Linked DNA regions of Homo sapiens: region 1 is linked to region 2. Evidence: chromatin contacts called from ENCODE Hi-C or POLR2A ChIA-PET data. All regions are on one chromosome and are shown on one strand. The core of a region is the stretch at or near the end of the contact, and the rest is flanking DNA. Distances in the headings are between cores, read along the strand shown.

Region 1 (3,170 bases), core at 454-2,953, 470 kb after region 2:
GCAGCTCGGGGCGCTGGAGGGTGGGATGTGACCCCGAGACGGCGGCGGCCTGGCACGTGATGTATGTGTGTCCTTGTCTGATGTGTCGGTGTCCCCGATGGACCGGGTTCCAGTCCCAGCTTTGCCACTCCCCGGCTTGTGTGCCTTGGGGCAGGTGACTACCCCGCGCTGTGCCTCAGTTGCCTCATCTGTACAATGGGCATGATTAAAAAATACCTGTCTCAGAGGGCGGTTGTGAGGATTGAGAGGTAATTCTGTACGTGTAAAACGCTGCGGACGATACCTGGCACAGACTAAATACTCATAAGAATAAATACATTAAATAAACTATGATCATGTATCTTTTGTATGAGGCAAGTGCTGTGGTTGTGTAATGTCTGCGTAACCGCACGGGAAACGTGGGTATTTGCGACCCGTGTGTCTGTGCGCGTGTCTGTGTCTGTGTTGTGGGTGTGTGACTCTTTGTATGTGTTATGTGTGCCAGTGTGTGTTTATGTATGTGATGTGTGACTGTGGTGGGGTTCTGTGTCTTTGTAACCTTGTGTGAAAGGTGTGTGTATTTGTGATGTGTGTGTCCATGTCTGTTTAGGTATGTGATGTGTGCAACTCTGTGTGTCTGTGTATTTGATCTGTGTGCCTATGTCTGTGCTTATGTATGTGTGACTGTGTATATGTGCATGTTATATGTGTCTGTATGTATCAGTGTGTGGTGTATTTATGTGTATTTTTGCATGTGATTTATGTAGCCCTGTATGTATGAGTTGTGTGTGCCCGCATGCATGTGTATGTAGTGTGTCTGTGTGTATCCATGTGAGTGAAGCTTGTGTCCGTGTGAGTGATGCATGTTACGTGTCCGTATACATGCATGTATTATGTTTCTGTGTACTCATGTATGTGATGTGCCTGTCTCTGTGTAGCTGCTGTGTCCGTGTCTATGTTAGTTCATGTGATGTGTGTGTCTGCGTGTGTCTGTGCAATTGCTGTCTGTGCATGTCTGTGTGACGTGCATGTATGTGATACTTGTGTCTGTGGGTATTCTTTGTTGCCCATTTGTCTAGGGACTGTCTGCGTGGCTGTGACTATGAGTGTCAGCATGTCACAGTGGTGTCCGTGGGGATCTTTGTCTGTGGCGTGTGCGTCTGTGGATCTGGGGCTTTACTTTGTCCGGGGCATGTGTGGGTCTTTGTGATGCTTTGACGTTCCTGCGTGGCCGGGTGCATCTGTGCTGGAAGCTGGCCTGCCTGTGCGTTTCCAGTGCGGTCCCTGCGTCTTTGTGTGTGACGTGTACGTGTCCCCGTCTGCTGATGGCTGTCCACCTTTGTATGTGATGCGCTTGTCTATGAGGGTCCCTGCGACGTGTGTCAGCTGTGTGTGGGCTGCGCGTGCCTGACATCTGCATCTTAGCGTGTAGCACATGTGTCCATGCTGGTGGCATGTCACAGCGGTGTCCGGGCCAGGCACCCGTGGGCCCTGCCCCCCCACCCCCGCTGCAAGTGTGTGCCGGTCCCTGTCTGTCCCTCCCCCTCCCATTTCCTCCCCTCCCTCCTGGCAGCCAATGCTACGGGGGAGCCAGTTGCCATGACGACGCTCCATCCTCCCTCCTCCCACCCTTCCTGTGACAGGCTCTCTGCTCCCCCAATCCTGGCTGCCCTCGGGGGCGGGGCCCTCTTTCTCGCCCCCCCCATCCTACCCTCTCCCCCCCACCCCAGCAACCCCGGCTCCCCAGCATCTCTCCTCTGTCCGCCTCTCCATCCCTTCATCCGTCTGTCCCTTCAAAGAGGGGGAGGGGGGTACCTGAGCCAGCAAGCAGCCCCTCCCTCCCCCTGTCCTGCGTCTCCTGCCCCTCTCCTGGGCCGGGAGGAGGCCAGGGTCGCGCGGGTCCCCATGGCTGGGGGCTGAGGGCCCGCCCCCCCCTCCTCCCCAGCCGCCACCACCTCCACCTCCCTGCCATCCTCGACAAGATGCCTGCCCCCGGCGCCCTCATCCTCCTTGCGGCCGTCTCCGCCTCCGGCTGCCTGGCGTCCCCGGCCCACCCCGGTGAGTCTGTCGGGCCATCAGTCTGTCCGGTGGCCCCCACCCCCGCGGCGGCCTCGCTGTCTGCCCAGGGGTCTGTCTGCGGGTCCTGCCCCGTCACCTGGTGCGCGTCTTCCCGCAGCCCAGCAGGGCCCGGAGCGGCGGGGACGGTGCCTCTGTCAGCAGGGCCTGTGGGAGGGAGGCTGGGGGCTGGGTGGGGAGGGGGCTCCGTTTGGGCAACATGTGTGTATGCGTGCACGCATGTGTTTGTGCTGGTGTGTGCAGGAAGAAGGGGAAGGACAGGGCCTCTGGGAGAATTGGGGGCAGAGGACAGGAATACTATTTCTAAGGGGGACACAACACGGGAGGCTGTCTCTGGCTTCTGGAGAGACCCAGGGCTTGCGGAGTTCCCTTCTCTGGGTCTTGGGCTGGGGATAGAGAACATCGGTGTGCGCCAAGCGTCCCTAAAAGAGACAGATCTCAACCCCACAAACTGGGGGGTTCCAGCATGGGGCAAGAATCTTCTCCCAGCCTGCAGCTGAGAGCTAGTCCTCCTCCCCAACGAGGGGTAATGAGGCTGTCCACGGGAGCGTATTTTAAATTCTGCAAGCTCCAGACTTCACTATCACTCCTCTTTCCTTCAACCCTCATTGGAATTCATCCAAGCCTGGGGTGAGGGGATGGGGTGGGATGAGGTGGCGGGGGTCCCAGTTTGGGACGAGAAGAGAGACCCCACCCCCAATCCAACCACTTGGGAAGGCCCCAAACTACAACTCCCACAATGCCTTGGGCCACTCTGCACCTCTGCCAAGGGACCCTGGTCGCAGAGCATCACGGGAGTTGTAGTCCAAGACGTGCCGGGACGGGAGGGGGCATGATTCCGGTATCCAGGGACTTGAAGCTGGGACCCCAGCCCAGCCCTGTGCCCACAGATGGATTCGCCCTGGGCCGGGCTCCTCTGGCTCCTCCCTACGCTGTGGTCCTCATTTCCTGCTCCGGCCTGCTGGCCTTCATCTTCCTCCTCCTCACCTGTCTGTGCTGCAAACGGGGCGATGTCGGCTTCAAGGTGAGGTGCATGAGGGGATTCAACTTGGGGAGGAAGACTCCAGCAAGGCCTTTACCCCCTACACAGGTGGTTGGTGGGGAGAAGGGGGCAG
Region 2 (3,205 bases), core at 554-3,053:
ACAGGGGTGAGCCACTGCGCCTGGCTTAGTTTCTTTTTCTTTTCTCTGATTTTTTTTTTTTTTTGAAACAGAGTCTCACTGTTGCCCAGGCTGGAGTGCAGTGGCGTAATCTCAGCTCACTGTAACCTCCGCCTCCCAGCAAAGCTCAGTTTCTTCATCTGTAAAACCGTTCATTCATTAGCAGAGATACTCACTGAGCATCTACTATGTGCTAGCTAATTTTTATATTTTTAGCACCGATGGGATTTCACCACGTTGACCAGGCTGGTCTTGAACTCCTGACCTCAAGTGACCTGCCCTCCTCATGTATTCCAGGTCCTGGGAATACAGCTGTGAACCAGAAAGATAAGATCCCTTTCCTCATGGAGCTTGTATTCTAGAAAATCCTGTAGACGGAATTTACTTTTGGGCAAAAATAAAGCAGAACTGGAATATGAGACGGGGTTGTCAGGACAGGCCACACTGAGAAAGTGTTATTGGGCAGAGACGAGGAAAGGTGACGAGGGAGCAAGCCCTGTGGGTATCTGAGGAACAGCAAACTCGAAGGCCCCGAGGCATGATTGAGACGCGGTGGGGAGTCCCATGGGGCTGGAGTGACATGTCTCATAGAGAAGGGGTAGAAAGTGAGGCAAGATGGAGGGCACCTGTAGTGCCAGCTACAGGAGGCAGGAGGATCATTTTGGCCCTGGAGGTTGAGGCTGTAGTGAGGCATGATTGCGCCACTGCACTCCAGCCTAGGCAACAGAGTGAGACTCTGTCTCAAAAAAATAAAAAAGAAGTCGGGCGTGGTGGCTCACACCTGTAATCCCGGCACTTTGGGAGGCCGAGGCGGGTGGATCACCTGAGGTCGGGAGTTTGAGACCAGCTTGACCAACATGGTGAAACCCCGTCTTTCCTAAAAATAAAAAAAATCAGCAGGGCGTGGTGACACACATCTGTAGTCCTAGCTACTCGAGAGGCTAAGCAGGAGAATCGCTCGAACCCGGGAGGCAGAGATTGCAGTGAGCCAAGATCGCGCCAATGCACTCCAGCATGGGTGACAGTGAGACTCGGTCTCAAAAAAAAAAAAAAAAAAAAGAAAGAAAGAGGCTGGGCGCGGTGGCTCACACCTGTAATCCCAGCACTTTGGGAGGCTGAGGAGGGCAGATCACTTGAGGTCAGGAGTTCGAGATCAGCCTGGTCAACGTGGTGAAATCCCATCGGTACTAAAAATATAAAAATTAGCCAGATGTGGTGGCGCACGCTTGTAATTGCAGCTACTCAGGAGGCTGAGGCAGGAGAATTTCTTGAACCTAGAAAGTGGCCGAGATTGCGCCATCCTGGGCGACAGAGCAAGACTCTGTCTCAAAAAAAAAAAAAAAAAAAAAAAAAAAAAAAAAAAAAAAAAGAAAAGAAAAAAGAAAAAGAGACAAAGAAAGAAAAATAAATGAGGCCAGAGCTATGGGAGGATTTTAAGTGGAGGAGTGACCGTGGGGCTGTTGTGTGACACTGCTAGCTTTACTTGTGTGCCTAAGTGGTCCTTTCTCAGAATCTTACTTTCTTTTCGTATAAAATGGGGCTTAGCATTGCCATCTGCAGGACAAGTACAAGTCCTAATAATAGCTGACATTTCTGGAAGGCTTGCCATGTGTACTTTTTGGCATGACATCATTGGGTCCTCATCGCAAACCTCTGAGGTTGATTCTATTTTCATCCTCCTCTGAAAAATGAGTCACTGCAGTCAGAGAGGGAAGGCCACCTGTCCCTGACCACACAGCTGATGTCAGGCACGTGGGTCCTAAGCCTTCCAGGGCCTGCCCCCTGGGTCCCCATCCTCCAGCCTGGAGGCCCCAGGGCACGGCTTCCCTGCTCACACCTCAGTTTCCTTGCTATCCTAGAAACCTAAGGGTAGCTGGGCGCGGCAGCTCATGCCTGTAATTCCAGCACTTTGGGAGGCCGAGGTGGCCAATTACCAGCCAGAGGTCAGGAGTTCGAGACCAGCCTGGCCAACGTGGTGAAACCCCGTCTCTACTAAAGTTACAAAAATTAGCCGGGCATGGTGGCAGGTGCCTGTAATCCCGGCTACTCAGGAGGCTGAGGCAGGAGAATTGCTTGAACCTGAGAGGCAGAGGTTGCAGTGAGCCAAGATCGCACCACTGCGCTCCAGCCTGGACGACAGAGTAACTCTGTCAATAATAATAATAATAATAATAAATAAACTGCTGGGCACAGTGGCTCAAGCCTCTAATCCCAGTACTTTGGGAGGCCGAGGTGGGCAGATTACCTGAGGTTGGGAGTTTGAGACCAGCCTGACCAACATGGAGAAACCCCGTCTCTACTAAAAATAGAAAATTAGCCGGGCGCGGTGGCTCATGCCTGTAATCCCAGCTACTCGGGAGGCTGAGGCAGGAGAATTGCTTGAACCTGGGAGGCAGAGGTTGCAGTGAGCCGAGATCACGCCATTGCATTCCAGCCTGGGCAACAAGAGCCAAACTCCGTCTCAAAATAAACAAACAAACTAACTAAAGAAGCCTAACAGTAAATGGCAGCTGGTGTGTATGTGACCCTGTTGCTCTGCTTCCTCCAGGGACACGGCCAACACGGTGAAGGAAAAGTTCGGGAGGAAGCTTTATGAATCCTTACTGGTGTGAGTGCCCCACCCTCAGCCCTGTGCCCTCCTAGGCCCTGACTAACCCCTCTCATTACTCCGTTCTCACATGCATGCCCCTGCTTGCCTTGCAGTGGGAGCCTTCCCGACATGAACAAGATGCTGGATAAGGAAGACTTCACTATGATGAAGAGAGCCATCTTTGCAACGCAGGTATGGATTGGACCTCTGTGCAGAGAGATAGCAGTTCCTGGCAGCCCCAGAGGCAGCTTGCCAGGCCAGCTCAGACCCCAGAGATTGCTGGGAGTCCTGCTTTCTCCTGCAGCCCTTTATGAAGGGATCTATTCTGAGGTCCACAGAAGGGCACGTGCTGACTCGTGCAACTTCAGTTGCTGGAGGCGAGGCACTTAGGGTGGGCTGTTTTCTGTGGCTTATTCTGCCACGAGGGTTGCTGGGACGTGTGGTTTCTCTGGGATTCTGGGGTCAATGAGCAAAAGGAAGCTTATTTGTTTATTTATTTTTATTATATTTATTTATTTATTTTGAGATGGAGTCTCGCTCTGTCGCCCAGGCTGGAGTGCAGTGGCACGATCTCGGCTCACTGCAACCTCTGCCTCC

What was found. A loop is a pair of places that touch in the nucleus more often than their neighbours do. ChIA-PET counts read pairs that join two places held with the same protein, here RNA polymerase II (POLR2A). Pooled maps may share reads with other maps.
Region 1: a pooled map shows a loop between it and region 2 (3-fold over the local background). The contact joins the promoter of LMTK3 here to the enhancer-like site in region 2. A Hi-C loop is called at or near these places in 2 of 168 maps with a recorded cell type or tissue (CD8-positive, alpha-beta T cell and naive thymus-derived CD4-positive, alpha-beta T cell) and 6 of 50 pooled maps. POLR2A ChIA-PET finds 5 or more read pairs at or near these places in 1 of 52 experiments (Panc1).

What each region holds. Positions count from the first base shown.
Region 1 is chr19:48,510,368-48,513,537 of GRCh38, reverse strand. It overlaps LMTK3 (lemur tyrosine kinase 3), which reads left to right and starts at 1,703. Exons shown (of 15, transcript NM_001388485.1): 1 at 1,703-2,037; 2 at 2,946-3,079. The coding sequence starts at 1,962.
Region 2 is chr19:48,977,519-48,980,723 of GRCh38, reverse strand. GYS1 (glycogen synthase 1) reads left to right here. Exons shown (of 16, transcript NM_002103.5): 9 at 2,567-2,626; 10 at 2,722-2,800. Among named protein-coding and RNA genes, the nearest start is that of FTL, 14 kb to the right of the region's middle. RefSeq lists an enhancer at 1,523-1,762. Within about 2 kb of position 1,803, at least 13 of the 41 ENCODE cell types and tissues checked have a DNase peak (open chromatin) inside an H3K27ac peak, as active enhancers do.